Regions from separate parts of the Mus musculus genome. Here region 1 is linked to region 2. A link is a loop called in an ENCODE intact Hi-C map of the cell type or tissue named here. Cell type or tissue: left cerebral cortex. All regions are shown on one strand. Links, peaks and the distances in the headings refer to the core of each region. The heading gives the core; the rest is flanking DNA. Region 1 holds the start of Oxsr1 (oxidative-stress responsive 1). Region 2 holds the start of Gm51696 (a long non-coding RNA gene).

Region 1 (8,451 bases), core at 1,368-6,367, 400 kb after region 2:
TAAAATGGTGCAAGCACTCTGAGAGAACGAACATGTTGGTGGTTTACCGAGAGAAGTAGAACTTACTGTTGCGACCTTGCAATTCTACTCCTGGGTTTCTACAAGGAAAATAAAGCATTGTCCAATAAGACTTGACATGAATACAAGCAGTTTATCCCGAAAAGCCAAGGAAGAGAAACAACCCAATTCCCATCAACTGCCGTCCAAGTCCAAGGAACTATGAGTAACTGTTACTGCATGCTATGGGACATGGCTGAACCTCAGCAAGTATGCAGAGTAAGAGATGACAAATACCAAGGAGTATCCATTATATGATTACTCCTATATGAAATGTCCAGAGGGAAAATCTATACAGACAGAAGGTAAGGTTTTAGCTGCCTGGGCTGGGGTGGAACAGGGGTTACTCCTTATTGCAAATGGACATGAGGCATCGTTTTGGAATGAGAGAAATGTTCTAAAACTGGATTGTGGTGATGACTGAACAACTCTGTAAATTTACTAAGATATTACTGAACTGTACACTTTAATCAGGTTATTTTATGGGGTATAAATTATACATTCACAAACTCTTAAAAATAGTGTGCTATGTGACAGAAGCCAAACACCAAAGGTCACATTATTATAGGATCCTATTTAAGTAAAATGTCCAGAAAAGACAACCAATAGGCAAAAATAAATGTGTGGTTGCCTGGGACTGGGAGCAGGAAACACAAGCGCGTCCCACTGGGATGACAGGAATAATCTAAAGCTGGATGGTATGATGGTTACACGGTAAACATACTAAAAGAAAAAATCACGTTATGACTGGAATTCATGGTAAAAAAATTATTTTTATTTTTCATTCCTGTGTATATGTGCATATCTATATTCAAATGTCATGTATGTGCAGGTGCCTGAGGCCAAAAACAATCTGATCTCCCCGAGTTTCTATTGCAGACGGCTGTGAGGCCCCTGATATTGGTGCTAGGAACCAAACTCAGGTCCTCTAAAAGAGTAGTAAATGCTCTTAACTTCTAAGCCATCTCTCCAGCTGGCAGGTTGTTTTGTAAAAGGTGACCCAATCACACTGGCATTCTTAACCTGTGACGAACCATGGACCACTCTATGAGTGGGGTGTGAATCTACTCTCAGAACTACCAGACTCCCTCTGTACTGCCCACTAAGACATCCTGTTCTATAGTTATCATTGGGCAAACTTAGTGTCACTCCATCTCCACAGCCCTTGCAGCTCTCAGAGTTTGTAGCTGAAGAGCAGAAGCATCAGGGATGATAACTATAACCAGTCCTCTAGCTGTAGACAACCAGAAGGGATGCACACCCCACCAGAAGGGAAGAACAATGTTACTCTTCCAGAATAACAGAATCCCCTTTCTTTATTTTTCTGACATCACTCTGGAGTCTCCCATTTAAACTCTCTCTTCATTATGAAAGTAAGTTCCCAAGAAACAACCAATCAAGAGCGTCTTTACAAAAACAGAGACATGCCTAGTTCAACCAGTCAAAGACCCAATATGCAGCAAGGACAGACCTATGAAGTGACTTAAAGATGAAGCATCTTTTATGTTTCATTGCACTTGGGGGTTGGGGGGGATATAAGCTTCTCCTTCTTCCGCTAGTGTCCCAGGAATGGAACTCAGGTCATCAGGCTTGGCAGAGAAAGCATAAAGCTGAAATGTAGAGAAATGGCAACCATCTTACCTACACAGCAAATCTGATGCCAAGTTGAGCAACCAGAGACCTGCCTTTAAAAAAAAAAAAAAAAACGGGGGGGGGGGGGAGGAGGGGGCTGGGGAGATAGCTCAGTGTAGAATGTGTGCTGAGTGAACACTAGCAACCTGAGTTTGGATCCCCAGCCCCCATGTGAAGTGGGAGGCCCAGGGATCCTAGAAAGAGCCTGAAATCCAAGTGCTTCCAGGCAGAGACAGGAGGACTCAGGCGTCTTAGGAATCTAGTCAAAAGGTAAGTTCCGGATCAACTAAAGAGACTCATCAAAAAGCAAGGGAAAGCCGGGTGTGGTGGCGCACCGCACGCCTTTGATTCCAGCATTTGGGAGGCAGAGGCAGGCGGATTTCTGAGTTCAAGGCCAGCTTGGTCTACAAAGTGAGTTCCAGGACAGCCAGGGCTACACAGAGAAACCCTATCCTTCTCCTCCCCCTCCACCCCCCCCCCAAAAAAAGCTAAGAAACAAACAAAAAAAGAACGTGAAAAGCTAGCCTTTACACGAGCACATAAACCTACACAGAGCCACACAGAGACCTACAACGAAATTTGGTGGCTTTTTGTTTTTGCTCTCCTTAACACCGAGAAATAAACACTGGCACCTTTAAGGAAGCTCTGGGATTTTTGGCAGGTCTCTATTGTAAAGCTAATTTTAAGGTAGAATGCTATCAGTGTAGACAGACTTCTTCCAACAAACAGTGGTCTGCTGATTAAGCCTTTGTTTTGCTAAACCCATTTCCCTTCGATTTCTATGGCCACTGCATTACTGCTGGGCTACAAACTCTCCCTCATCCCTAGCCGCTTAACCTCCTCAAGCACGCTGCACCTCTGAGAGTAACAATCCATGCTTGCTGTCGACCAACTGGTATTCTCGGATCTTATTCAGGGCCACTTCACACATAATAGCCAGATTTATGGAGCGAGCCATGGTCCCTAGTTGAAGCCCTCCAAGGACAACTTGAAACTCCAAATCTTTACCATAGCTTTAAAGGTCCCTGAGACTAATGTGTGCCCTCTTTCTGGTCCCTCAACTTATCAAGCACTCTCTCTCTCCTCAGAGTCTAAGTATTTTCTTATTCCTCAATGGAGGGGGAAAGGCGATCTTCCTCCGACTCGCTTTGAGGGCTCAACTTTTCCTTGAAATCACGTAACTTGTTCAAACCACTCCTTATAACATCTTGCCCGGTTCCTTCCGGCCACCTACTGAGACCTGTTACCGCTTTTCCCATTCTTTCTATGTAGTTGACGTCTGCCTCCGGGATCTGAGAAGTCAGTTGTAAAGAGCTAGAGGCGGGTCTAACCTGCTCAGCACCGGTACCTGGAGCTGCCCTCAGCCTCACACCTGCGAAATAGTGCATCGTCGCGTGGATGCAGGGATGGACTCAAGTGCACAGACCCCACAATCCCAGAGCCACGCGGCTCTGCCCACGGACCCTAGTGCCCCCTGAGCCAGGCCTGCCGCCCATCCACATGGCTCTTCTGCACAGGACGCATCTGTCTCAGGTACGCTTCTCCCTCCGAAGGGAGCCCCACCCTAGGCGCACGGCTCGCACCAGTGCCCAGCAAGGCTCGGGCCCAGAACCCCGGCGCGTCGCCCCTCGGCTCTCACCTATCACCTCCTGCAGCTCGTAGTCGTCCCTGTTGATGGACCAGGGCAGGGCGCTCGAGTCCTCGGACATGACGGCTGCAGCGCCTGGCTCCGTGCTCCTCACGCTCCGGGCTCTCAGGTCACCTCGCCGCGCGCCTCCCCACGCCCAGCCGCCGCCCCCAACCCGCCGCTTGGCCCAGCCTTGGGGCGCACAACGCCGGGGCGCGCGGGTCAAGCGCGGCCCCGAGGCGGAGACGCGCGGCTGCGACCGACCTCGCCTCCCGCGGCTCCGCGTCCCGCAGTCCCCGGCCCAGCCCACGAGCCGGCCTTAACCTCCGCGGCACCGCGAAACAAGCTTCTACCCAGCCCTGCCCCTCCGTCCCGCCCTCCACCCGAACCCCAAGCACGGGCCAAACTTTCCCTTCTCCCTCCACCTGCCGACACGCAGCGCGCTGACGTCACCACGCCGGGGAAGCCTGGCCGCGGCTCGCCGCCCCCCGGCCGCCATCTTGAGTGTGGCCGGACAAGAGGCAAGCGAGAAGGAAGCCGGAAAGAGTGGAAGTCGATAGTTAGAGAGCAGAAGTGCTCGTGGAGGAGTTCACTGAGGGCGTCTGAAAGCCAAAACAGAGCAAACTGCCGCAGAACGAGGAGCCACACCAAGCATGGCGGCCACTGAGTGCTAAACCGAAGGAGCGGCGCTTCCTCTAGAAGCTGAGGGAGGGGCGTTGCCCTCTCTGCTTTGCATTCATTGGTTGGTTTGAGAAAGCATGAGAACGGCAACTGGAGCGTGTGGACATCAGTCATATGTTAGTCCCGCCTCCGGGAACTTGACTCCCAGTTCCTACCGAGCGCCAAAACCTTTCAGGACCGGGTTCGCTGAGGTGACGTCACGGCGTCACGGTCACACCCTCGAGACGTGCAAACCGCGCCCCGGGGTGTGGAGAAGCCCGAGGGAGCGGCCGGGTGGGGTGCGCGGACGAAGGCCAACTAGGATAAAAGGTCTTGCGGGCTCCCGAGTGGAGCCGGAAGCTCGGCCCGTGATGACATTTTTTTTTTTCCTAAGGCGGAAGTACTCAGCGCCGCCTCCAGGATCCGGGAGGAAGCGGTTTCTGTCTTTTCTCCGCTTCGGGTCTAAAGAAACAGCACCTGCCTGGGACCTAGGTTAGTTGTCTCTGCCCAGGCAGCGCCTTGACTGTTCAGTGGTTTCTGTCACGCGACTTAGGGGTCAGCTCTAGGCCCCCGGCCCTGGCTTTTGTCATCTTCACAAAAATAAGTTCCGTTTTCTTGGCCTTAGAAGATCGCGCTTTGGTGAAACAAAACATTAAAACATCAACCTGGACAGGGTCGCTGCGGACAAAGTGTTCAGCTGAGCAGCACTGCTGAGCTCTTCGGTGGGAAGGCCATGAGCGCGTCTGGTTGATAGGACTTATGGAACATCTCAAGAAGAGGTCCCATTTGGGCCAGACCTTACAGTGCTAAGGGGATCTCAGCAAACAGAAAATGGGAGGACAGAATATTCCAGACCCGGCAAAGGTGCAAGGTCTTGCTGTAGAAATGTGTTTCAGGGCTGGAGAAATGGCTCAGTGGTTGAGAGCACTGACTGCTCTTCCAGAGGTCCTGAGGTCAATTCCCAGCAACCACATGGTGGCTCACAACCATCTGAAATGGGATCCAATGCCCTCATTTGGTATGTCTAAATACAGCTACAGTGTACTCATATATATAAAATAAATAAAATCTTTAAAAAAAAAAATAAGGAAGGAAGGAAGGAAGAAATTTGTTGCAGCCACTACTTGTGACACATTTAGTGCGTGTGATAACTTTTTCTTGCTGGAAGAAGAATAAAAGTAACATCGAGAGGAAGTGGGGACAGATTGGAACTCTTCATGGTGTGTACCAATAGAAAACCAATAAGCCAAAAATAATCTGGAATTGTTGGGCTCTGTGGACCACGGATACACTTTACAATTTTCTTTCATTACCATGAAAATAAATTATATAACTTAGAATTTGGGACTGCCTTCTTTCCCCTTCCCCCAAGAAAAGGAACTACCAGTTTCATGGTGAAATTTCAAGATACTGGGTCTTAATTATTATTAGATAACATTATAGTGCATTCATTAATGTGTTCTTGCTTACCTCCTCATTCATGTACCTCAGTGGATTGGTAGAGCAGGAACCTTCTCTATAAATCTGGTCATTTTGTTTCCCCTGTCCCTGACTTTCTGTGGCCTAGTCGAGGTTAAAATACCATGATTTTAATGAGGAAGGAAGCCAGGAATTGGGTATTTGAGGCCATAAGCTCAAGCAAGATTCAGCCTTTAAAATATCTTGCATGTGAGCACTCTCACAACAGTGATCAGGGACTTAGTCCCCCCACCCCCCTTTTTTTTTTTTTTTTTTTTTTTTGCTGGAGTATGGAGTTTTTGTAGTAAGCAGTAGGGAGCATTTAAGTTAATAGTTAAGTAATTGGGCTGGAGAGATGGCTCAGCAGTTAAGAGCACTGGCACTTCCAGAGGTTCTGAGTTCAATTCCCAGCAACCACATGGTGGCTCACAACTGTCTGCAATGGGATCCAATGCCCTTCTCTGGTATGTCCGAAGAGAACTACAATGTACTCACATACATAAAATAAATAAAACTTAAAAAAAATAAGTACTTATAAATCATAAAGCACCATACAGGAAAGGCGCAGCTTGCATGTCTCAAGGGTGTGACCGTGACGCCGTGACATCACCTCAGCGAACCCGGAGCAAAGGGAGCCAGCTATGTAAAGTGTGCTTTAAATAGGAGGAGGATTTTTTGGTTTTTTTGTTGTTGTTGTTTTGTTTTGTTGAGTTTTTTGTTTGTTTTGTTTTGTTTTGTTGGTTTTTCGAGACAAGGTTTCTCTGTTAGCCCTGGCTACCCTGGAACTCACTTTGTAGACCAGGATGGACTCAAACTCAGAAATCTGCTTTTGAAACTATTAGTAAAATTATGGTTTTCTCCCACTTATGCCTGTGACTCCCTTGATAATCATTTAGAGGAAGAGAGGAAAGGAAATGTGGAATGGTTCTGGAACCCTGATCCTTATATTCAAATATTCCCCATATCCCACCCTGGTTTCTTGAGAGTATGGCATATTTTTCACAGGAAGAGAATCTGTTTTTCCCCACATTCTCAAGGCATTCTTGTGTTGGTTCAGTTCCCTTCCTCCCAAATCAAGCTCTAGGACCAGAATTTGAGTGCAAAGTTTATTTAAGGGCAACCCAAAGAGGCTCTCTAAAGAATGGAAGAGTTGAGAGAAGAGAAGGATAATTGTTGATGGATATTATTAATCAGGGCTTAGTGTGTGGGTGATGGGCTTCATTCTTCTTTGTGTAACCTAAAAAACAACACAACACAGCCAGATGGTGATGGCATACGTCTCTAATCCCAGCACTCAGGAGATGGAGGCAGGTAGATCTCTTTTTCCAGGCCAGCATGGTCTACAGAGTGAGTTCCAGGACAACCAGGGCTACACAGAGAAACCCTGTCTAAAGGACGAAGGAAGGAAGGAAGGAAGGAAGGAAGGAAGGAAGGAAGGAAGGAAAGAAAGAAAGAAAGAAAGAAAGAAAGAAAGAAAGAAAGAAAGAAAGAAAGCAAGCAAGCAGGCGGGCTGGTGAGATGGCTCAGCGGGTAAGAGCGCTGACTGCTCTTCCAAAGGCCCTGAGTTCAAATCCCAGCAACCACATGGTGGCTCACAACCATCCATAACGAAATCTGATGCCCTCTTCTGGAGTGTCTGAAGACAGCTACAGTGTACTTACGTATAATAAATAAATACATAAATAAATAAATAAATAAATAATCTGATGCCCTCTTCTGGAGTGTCTGAAGACAGCTACAGTGTACTTACATATAATAAATAAATAAATAAATAAATAAATAAATAATCTGATGCCCTCTTCTGGAGTGTCTGAAGACAGCTACAGTGTTCTTACATATAATAAATAAATAAATAAACAAACATTAAAATAAATAAATCTTTTAAAAAACAAAAGAAAGAAAGAAAGAAAGAAAGAAAGAAAGAAAGAAAGAAAGAAAGAAAGAAAGAAAGGCAGACACATCTCAAAATTGTTGTATTAAGAGACTAGAAACAAGGAAGGGCTGAGAGTGTGGCTGACGGTGCAGTTCTTGCTAGCCTAGCATTCACGAATGCCAATCCTCAGGACCACACAGAAGGTGAGATATTAATCAGGAGTATCTTTGCCCTTATAGTGTTAACTCTCCCACACTCCTCCACAGCTCAGTGCCTAGAAAAGCAAGCTTGTGGGTTCAGAGAGCACACAGGCAGCTACAGATGTGTTTCATGTACCAAGACTCTCAGAAGGCAAACTCTGCAACAGGCCAAAGAACATGACCTACCACCATCTATCCCTGGACTGAGAAACTGGATGTAAAAGAATATTCATGCTTTCTCGTTGAAGCAGCTGCATGCACTGAGTTTTGCCATTAGCATCTGCAGAATGGAGAGGGAAAGACAGATTTCGAGACCAGTGATGTCTTGGGTAATAGCATGTAGTTATGTAATGATTAGAATTCAAGGTTTATGGGCTTTTTAAGTAAAACTGCTTTTGAAGTCTAGAAATTAGTGGGTAACCCCTATGAGGAATCTGATTTTTTTTTTCCCTTTCTGGCAGTACCAGGGATTGAACTAAGGACTTCACAGATCCTGGGTAGGCACTGAACCACTGAGCCCCACCCCATGAATATATTTTTTTAAAGCATGATGTCATGTCTCTGTCATGAGCTGTTTTTCTCAATTCCCTATCAGGCCAGGGGCCAATTATAGTATTCTGGATTTGTCCCTCCCATAGAGTCCTTATTACATGTTACATGAGATGTGATGTCATCCCTCCTCACGAGAAGAGACAATAACCATACCCCACTTGGGAGTGCTCTCTGCTTTGTGTTTGACATAATACCCTACAGAAGAACATGTTAGGTCAGAGTGTTTGTTGATCAACCACATGAACTGACTGTGGAGGAAAGCACCTAAGCTAGGAATCTGGAGCCCAGTGAGGGACTGTCATCTTGGTGAATCCAGATCACAAATGTCCACAGGGACAGACAGTTAGGACATGCAGGGTAAGTGTAAAGGGAATTTTAGGGGACAAATAATA
Region 2 (8,451 bases), core at 2,382-7,381:
ACACTTCTAATGCCAGTGTTCTGGAGGCAGAGACAGACTCTGTGAGTTCAAGGCCAGCCTGGTCTGCTGAGCTAGTTCCAGGAGGCAGGGTTAAATAGAGAAACCCCATCTTGAAAACAAACAAACAAACAAACAAACAAAAATTACTAAGCCCAAGGTTCAATGAAAGACCGTGATTTAAAAAGATCGAGTAAAAGCCAGGCGTGGTGGCACACATCTTTAATCCCAGCACTCGGGAGGCAGAGGCAGGCGAATTTCTGAGCTCGAGGCCAGCCTGGTCTACAAAGTGAGTTCCAGGACAGCCAGGGTTATACAGAGAAACCCTGTCTCAAAAAAAAAAAACAAAAAACAAAAACAAACAAACAAAAAAAACCAAAACAAACCAAAACAAAACAAAACAAAAATCCAGTAGGGGGCTATTGAGAGAGACACTTGGTGTTGACTTCTAGCCTTAACATCACACAACCACACACATACACAAGCACAGATGCAAATATACTTTAAAAACTGCCTTTGGACACTTCTGGCTTATACAGAACATGTAAATAGAAGCCTGTGACAGGGCTTTTCACACCCCCAGTGCCTTAGGCTCTGTCTAAAACAGGGGACATCTTCTCTGTCTCAGAAGTGCCCACTCCCCCATATCTGATCACTAAAGGCTGAGTTGCCCCTGTAAGACCCACTAAAACTCAAAAGAACAAAGTAAGGTCAAGTGTGTGCCCTGTGGGGTTCTGTTTGCTCAATGTTTCTTTTATCCTACCCAGTGTGATGAAGCCAGAAGTTCAGGTTCAGCATTTAAAGGATTAGCATCCTCTCGGGTGCCTCTCAGGCTCTGACCCAGCCACTGAAACTCACTACCCTTTGGCTACTCACTGCCGATGGTGTGATCTGCCCTCAAGAGACAGAGCCAGCAAAGACATACCAGTCCTAGGAATGGGCTCAGAGATGTTTGGATAGAAGTTTCCACAGTTCTGGGTGCCCAATGTTCCTGTCATAGGACAGGCAGCGCACACACTCCAGATGCTCACATACCCTTGTATCCTGCAAATCTCTCTTCCCACAGAGCAGGAAATAGCCAGACAACAGCCTGAAGAGGACCCCCAAAATCCAGCTACTTAAACTGTGAGGCTTGACCCCAATGGAGGGGTTGTGAACAATTTGGCACGAGGGTGGCTGCCCAAGGAGACTGACAAAGAAGTTGCCTCTGGGGATGCCCTCCTAACTGGCGCCACACACATGGAAGAGGCCCTTTCAGGTGAGTTGTTTGCCATCTAGGACCCATGCCTGGAGGTCGAAGTATTTACAGGGTCAGCAAGACCCCTCGAGGTCAAAGCGTCAGAGTACAGAAAGCAGGAGATGGCCGGTAGAAGCGTCCGTGGATGTCCCTGCACCTACTGACTTCATCTGGCACGTATAAAACGATATCGATGACCAGCAGCCCAGGTAACACTGCACAGTGTGGTGCCAAGCTACGCCCACCAAGCATGGACGTGTGCCTCTACTTAGTATTTGATTGTGTGTATGTGTGAGAGTCTGTATGTTTGTCCATGCACCATGTGCACACCTGGTGCCAGTGGAGGCCAGAAGAAGCTATCAGATCCCCTGCAACTGGATTTATAGAGAGTTGTGAGCTGGGACATATGGGACATATAGACATATGGGAGCTGGGAACAGAAACTGGGTCTTCCGGAAGAGCAGCCAGTGCTTTTAACCCCTGGCCCACCACCATCCTCTTGCTTTCTGTTTTAAAGGCACTAAGATTTGGAATAATTATCTATATGATTTTAACTTGTCAGTGTCATGAACTAAGCCAGAGTGATCAACTCTCTTCTCTCTTTGTGTGTGTCTCTCTGTTTCCCTCTCTCTCTCTTTCTTCCTCTCTCTCTCTCTCTGTCTCTGTCTGTCTGTCTGTCTGTCTCTCTTTCTCTCTGTCTCTCTCTGTCTGTCTGTCTGTCTCTCTCTCTCTCTCTGTGTCTCTCTCTGTCTCTCTCTCTGTGTGTGTATGTGTGTGTGTCTGTCTCTCTGTCTCTGTCTCTGTCTCTCTCTCTCTCTGTCTTTCCAGAGTTTGAAGTAGAAAGTGTGCGGTTGCTTGCAGGAGGGCTGGGTGAGGGGCATACTCAAAGAAAATCAGAAACAGGAAGTGCAGAGGCACCATATTTGTGACAAATGACTTTATCCAAAGGAACCCGCTGTGGTCTGGAGTGATCCCCAGGCCTGTGGCTCCATTTCTAGAATGGGCTGAGGAACCTAGTCACTCTGAGACCCACCAGGTGGTGGATTTCCCCCACATGGTGATTGCGATGGGCTCCTGTGAACCCTTAAACAGGTAGAGGCCCCCCTGCTTGAGGCCTCTCATGCTGGTTCTTCACTTACGGGACCCTCCCTGCGGCTAAGGGAGACTCACCCCACCAAGGACTCACAGACACAGCACACAGGAAAATGAGTTTGGGGGCCGGGAGGTGGTGGCTCACACCTTTAGTACCAGCACTCTGGGCGCAGAGCCAGGAAAACCTCTGTGAGTTTAAGGACAACCTGGTCTACAGAGTGAGTTCCAGGACAGCCAGGGTTATACAGAGAAACCCTGTCTTGGGGAAAAGAAAAAAAAAAAAAAAAAAAAAGAGTTGTGTTTGGGGAACTCTTACGGTCTAGCCAAATCAGGCTGGTTAGAATTTTCATTTCTCCCAAAATATTTTGATTCCGTATTTTGCAAATATATTTTAATGGTTCCAGAATTTCCATAAACTTAACTTCTTTGTTCCCATCTCAAAGCTCAGGCCAGGACGGGAATTCTCTTCGGTGTTGTATTACTTTGAGCAGGTTCTGGGCTACGGACCACTGTCTGGACATTCTTGCTTAGGGAAGCAAGATTGAGAGATAGGAAATCACTTATTTATCTGTCCCCCCAAGTCCTCACCCACCTCCTCTCCATCCACCCTAGCCAGCCTGCTCTCAGGTGCGGATTACAGGGAGGGCCTCCTCCCAAGGCAATGGAGTACCTGCACCAAACAGGGCCAACAGTGACCGCTTGCTGGGATCGGGAGCCTCACCTAAGAATCAAGGTTAGCAATGCACGCACGGGGCCGTTGACAGTGAGCGCAGCAGTATATGAGCATGCGTGCTGGAGCGATTAATGAGGCATGAACACATATGAGAGAGGAAGCCAGCAGCCTCAGCCTTTCTACGCAGGCCTCCGAGGAAACTGCTGCGCCAAGCAGAAATGAAGTAGAGACCTAGTCTCACCCACGAATTGAATCTGAGACCCAGACAGCTGGGTTCAAAGGGAGCAGGAGGAGTTTCGAGCACTGTCCTGGCAGACACGTGGGAGCCCAGGTAGGGAAGACAGTGAAGAACAGGCAGTGCCAACGTAGAAAAACCAGCTGGGCAGATAGTCTCATCACGTGTGCCTGGTGCCCTGGCATGTATATGAGCCTGTGTACAGCTGAGCATGTGGCTGCATGTGCCAACCAGACCAGCCTGGCTGGGGCCCCGCCCATGGGAATGATGCCAGCAGGCAGTTACCACGGGCAGCCTCCTGTCAAAGCCCATGGTGAGTGAGTGACTGGAGAAGGCAGCAGTCTTCCCAGCGAGGGCCACACATGCACACAGATACCCCAAACCACACGAATAAGGCTGTGTATGTGCGGCTACTTTTCATCAGTAGCCTGGGACAACCCAGCGTTTGTGTGGGGCGAGGGCGGAGAGCACAACGTATGAGGTCCCACCTCAAAGGGTTCCAGTTGTGAAATCAGCTTGGGCCTCCTTGATCTTTTAGGACTCAAAGCCACTGCTGGGTTGAGGGCACATGGGGGTTGCTTACTTTGCTCAGGAGCTATTCCATCATAATAGGGGGTCAGGGTGGGGCTACATCCTCCCCTGACTCTTGGTTTTCAAGTAGCCCGTTCTTGTACCCAAGTTCTCTGGTAGAGAATATCTGGGATTTTGGAGGTAGTGTGGGAAAGGGTATACCCTCCTCTGCTTTCTAGATATACTTGGAATGTTCCCAGGTTTGAAAACACTTCCTGAACGGCTTTATACCAAATCCCCTGCCAGCCCCCGTGTTCATCAGCCTGGCTGCCTTTTTCTTCTTTGCCAGTGGCCACCATCCACTCTGGTGGATGTCTTCCTGAGACTGGATGCCAACAGAACACGTCACTCTGGATCCTGTTCTCTGTCCTCCCCAGACCCCTACATTCCCAAGGACTCTTCTATTAATCACAGCAGCTGGATGGAATAGAAACAAGGCTGGACCCTCTCTGGCTGAGCTAGCCCTAAGGAGCTGGTAGTTGGAAGAGCCACACCCAGCTTGACACGGCAAGGAACTCACAATGTTCAGCCACCAGGGGGCAGGCTGCACCTGCTGGACCACTGACCCATTTCTGGGACTTTATTCTTGGGCATCAGTGTCTTTATTGGTAGGAAGCATACAGTATGCAAGCACCCCCTGCCTGAGGTCAGGTAGAGGGCATCCCTGGGGATGTATGCAGAGTGTGGATGGCTTGAGAGCCCCTGGACACCGTATTCAAGGGGAAGAATCTGTGTGATGAGAATAGCGGGTCTTCATGAGTGGATAGATCGCTGGTGAGGGTGAGCTGTTGACCCCTTGGGGATGACGTCATGCCCCAATCTCATTAGGGATGACGTCATGTCCCGATCTCAAGCACGTACCCATGCTTTGGCTTTGGTTATGTAAGCTAGCAGACTCCCTAACGTTGCTAAAGCTGGCTTGAGTTCTTCTGTCAACCCACAGACATGCTCTAGCTAAGAGATGCTGCTTCCTTTTGCAAAGAGTTATCCGTGAGTGGGAGCTGGTTAAGAGCACTGGCTGCTCTTCCAGAGGGCCCAAGTTTCGACCCCAGCACCCACATGGAGGCCCACAACTATCTCCTGTTCCAGGGGATCTGACGCCCTCTTCTGGCCTCCTCGGATACACACGGCACCTGGACAGACGACATACAGGTAAAAACATCCATGCACGTATATTAAAAATAAACCTTAAAGAAGAAGTCATCAGTGCTCCAGTTTACTCACAGGTTGAAGTGCTGGTGCAGCCTGGCCTTCTGGGCCCTCTTCCTCCATCACTACCCAGCCTTCTCTGTGCACACTGGAGGCAGAAGTCCACTCACTCAGAAGACTAAAGCCTCAAAGACGACTCTGGGCAATCATTCTGTGAGGACTCCCTACAGAATAAACCAGCTCTTCTCTGGGCCATCAGTAATTATCCCTCTGCTTTGTCTACTATGCCGTGAGCCTCCTTTGAGTGTTTTGCCTGCTTCGTTAGGCCTAAGCCTTCCATATTAAAGCACAGAGGTATAGTGTAGGTGAGGCATGGTGTGGTCTGCCTAGGCTGGAGTGGGGCTCCTTGGGACTTTCTGGTACCCACTATGAGAGAAGGGATGTTTGCGAGAGAAATCTCACCCAAGTCCTAGTGTCCCAGAGAGACAAATCCCCAAGGGCAGGCTCTATGGTGCATTCACCACGAGTGTCTCTCTCTCTGTCCAGAAACTACTTCCTCTTTCTCCAACAAGAGAATTGCCACCTTTAGGCTGGGCTCCTAAAAGGGAAAGTTAGAGGAAGGAAGGTACCAGAGACCTTGAAGGCATGGAACACACACACACACACACACACACACACACACACACACACACACACACACACAAACCCGAAGGGACACAGCACCAAGAAATAGCCTGGAGCAGAGATTCAAGGGTGGAGAGCAGGCTGGGAGGGCCAGAGCAGCCCTTCTCCCACAGGTTTCCACCCTTGTCTCGAGCACCCAGGCTCCAGGCTGGGAGGCCATTTCTTCCTTGCTCATCTCTCACTCCTCAGCCCAACAACCAGTAGGCAAGACTTGTCCACTCTCTCTCCACAGTGCATCGGGAGTCTTCTCAGTCCTCTCTGTCCCCACAGCCACCAAATCCTTTCTGGACGGGTCCCTCTATCTTTTGCATTGCTCCCGACCAACTGTTAGCTGGCAGGGATCTTGTAGCCATACAGCCACTCATTCCACACTCCTTCCTTCTATAAAGGGTCCCCTGCTTTATAAGGCTCTGCTTGACCTGAACCCCATGCATCACCGGACCTGGTCTCAAAGCCTGTGCTCCTCCCTCATGTCTACTCTCACACATACTAAGAGCTCACTGCCACTCACTGGAGTACAATGTACCTCAGGGCCCTTCCCAGCAAGGCTGGCTGCCCTTACCCATGCTTTTCACGTCTTCCTATCTGCGGCAATGTGTGGCCTCTCAGGGCTGATGTCACCAGCTCTAGCTTCATTTGTCTTGCTATTTAATCTCTGATCCTTCATCCCATTCTCTCTCTCTCTCTCTCTCTCTCTCTCTCTCTCTCTCAAGTAGTAGTTTTCTCTATTTTTCCATTGCCCTGTTCATTTTGTCTTTTTCAGTCTTTCCAACTAGTTTCCAGTTTAAGGAATTGTATTTAAATACGCCTGGTGTACACCTTCAATCTCAGCACTTGGGAGACAGAGGCAGGAGAATCTCTGTAAGTGCCAGGCAGCCTCATCTACACAAGAAGTTCCAGGCCAGTCAGGCTATATCTTGAGGTTCTATCTTTAAAAAAGAAGGAGGAGGAGGAGGAAGAGGAGGAGGAGGAAGGGGAGGGGAAAAGACGAGAAGAGAAGAGAAGAGAAGAGAAGAGAAGAGAAGAGAAGAGAAGAGAAGAGAAGAGAAGAGAAAGATCGATGACAGCCAGCCACCGGTGGCCTATGATTCATGAATGGCAGCCACAGGTCTGAAAGCCTGAGGCTCACTTCATAAAATATTTAGATTATATACAAGATCCCAGCAGCAGATATGAGTGATAGTCTACTTTACAATTAGATAAAGAGGGAAATAAGTTGGTGAGGCATTTTTAAATTTGATATGACTCCAGAGGATGAGTAATAATCATATATACTAAAATAAAATAGCTTTTCTGATGATATGCGTGGATTGCCATATAAACTATACAATTAAAGCCAATGCTCTTGGTAGGGTCAGAGCCACTGAGGCTAAAGGTGTACAATACCAGGCCAGGCTCTAAAGCTGCTTTTATATATAAAAAAAAAAAAATCAGTGGTCCAAGAGTACTATGTGATGGCGGTGTGTATGGGAAACAGACTTCTACCCAACCTTCTAACCCATCCTTATCCTAGCAAAGATAAGGCACTCAAGAAATGCTTGCTAAATGGACAGAGACAGCCAAATGTATCTATTCTATCTTTTGTCATCTCTCAAGTGTTTGTCACTCTCAGGTCTTTCCCTTCCAAGGCCAAGAGCATTTGCTCACATTTGTTTGGATGTAGCTGCTAGCTGCTACTGTTTAACACTTAAATTTATCATATATACGTGTGTGTGTGTGTGTGTGTGTGTGTGTGTGTGTGTGTGTGTGTGTGGAGAGAGAGAGAGAGAGAGAGAGAGAGAGAGGAACAACTAACCAACTGTGCGTGCTCAGCCCTACATCAACCTCCCTTTGGAGGCTCAGGGAATATGTAGAAAAGGAGGCAGAAGTGCTGTGCCACAGCAGCTGTGGTTGCCTGCACAAGACCAGAACAGGTGATATTTCCAACAAGGAATGGGGAGGGGCTGCGGCGGTTCCACCCCCAGCTAAAGGACCTACTACTGGCAGTTGGCATCTACTGAGGCAAGAGTCATAAGTATGGCCACTGTTGAGTTGCCCATGGCTCAATGAATGACCCCATCTCTATGTGTTCAGGCTAATTGTAATTAGTACGTCAAAGAAACAAATAATTATCAAAGAGAACATGATACTAGGCAGGAGATGTCATGTGGCTGCTGCTGAGTGGGGCTGACGGATGAACTGATCAAAATATAGTGTATACATATATGAAATATGTATAAATTTATATTTTCATAAAAAGGAAGGGTGAATGGGCGGAGTTGGCTGGCAGATTAGCGGTGATTTCAGGAAGCTTAGAAAGGTAGAGGGTGCGGGGGGGGGGGGGGGAGGCAAGAATTGTTACTGGAGAGTCCCAGGGCATCGCAGCGACTGAAAAAGCAGAGCAGGAGAGTCAGTGTCTGAAAACCGTTCCCGTGGTAGCCCTTTTCCCACAGGAACAGTCCTTGGAAGTACTCCCACCCCCTTCTCTTAGGCAAAGGAATCCAGAGTTTAAACACGTGACCAGGTGAGTCTGGCTATGCCAGGCATATCCTCAGAACGTGTGACAGGCATTAGACAAGTTGAGACAAGGTGAAGCTCCGGTGCCACTGGACTTTAATGAGTCTGGACCTTAGAGAGAGAGGCCATGCCCTGGCTGGCGGGTGGGCTACTTGGTACAGCTTGCGTTCCTAATCAAACGGACACTTCGAGCTTCGTGGTTTGGTTGCCCCTGGATATTCTGGGGATCCCTAAGGTGCTTCGGGAAGAGCAGATATTCCTGGGTGAGTGCACCCTAAGGGCAGCTGGGACGCCTTCTCCACGTACAGCAGTACCAGG

Evidence for each region. A loop is a pair of places that touch in the nucleus more often than their neighbours do. Peaks named below come from ENCODE experiments on the same cell type or tissue, not always from the same donor. Only the 100,000 strongest peaks of a DNase experiment are listed, where the experiment ranks them.
Region 1: a loop joins it to region 2, with 2.6 times the contacts of the local background. A loop is called at or near these places in 2 of 42 quality-filtered maps.

What each region holds. Positions count from the first base shown.
Region 1 is chr9:119,318,677-119,327,127 of GRCm38, forward strand. It overlaps Oxsr1 (oxidative-stress responsive 1), which reads right to left and starts at 3,751. Exons shown (of 18, transcript NM_133985.2): 1 at 3,329-3,751. The coding sequence starts at 3,398. In left cerebral cortex, for the core only: a CTCF peak has its summit at 4,394; DNase peaks (open chromatin) are centred at 2,967, 3,802 and 4,127; H3K4me3 peaks cover 2,835 bases; H3K27ac peaks cover 1,970 bases.
Region 2 is chr9:118,916,610-118,925,060 of GRCm38, forward strand. It overlaps Gm51696 (a long non-coding RNA gene), which reads left to right and starts at 4,002. Exons shown (of 2, transcript XR_003948271.1): 1 at 4,002-4,412; 2 at 4,894-5,215. In left cerebral cortex, for the core only: a CTCF peak has its summit at 4,350 (motif pointing right); DNase peaks (open chromatin) are centred at 3,455, 4,367 and 4,731; H3K27ac peaks cover 2,100 bases.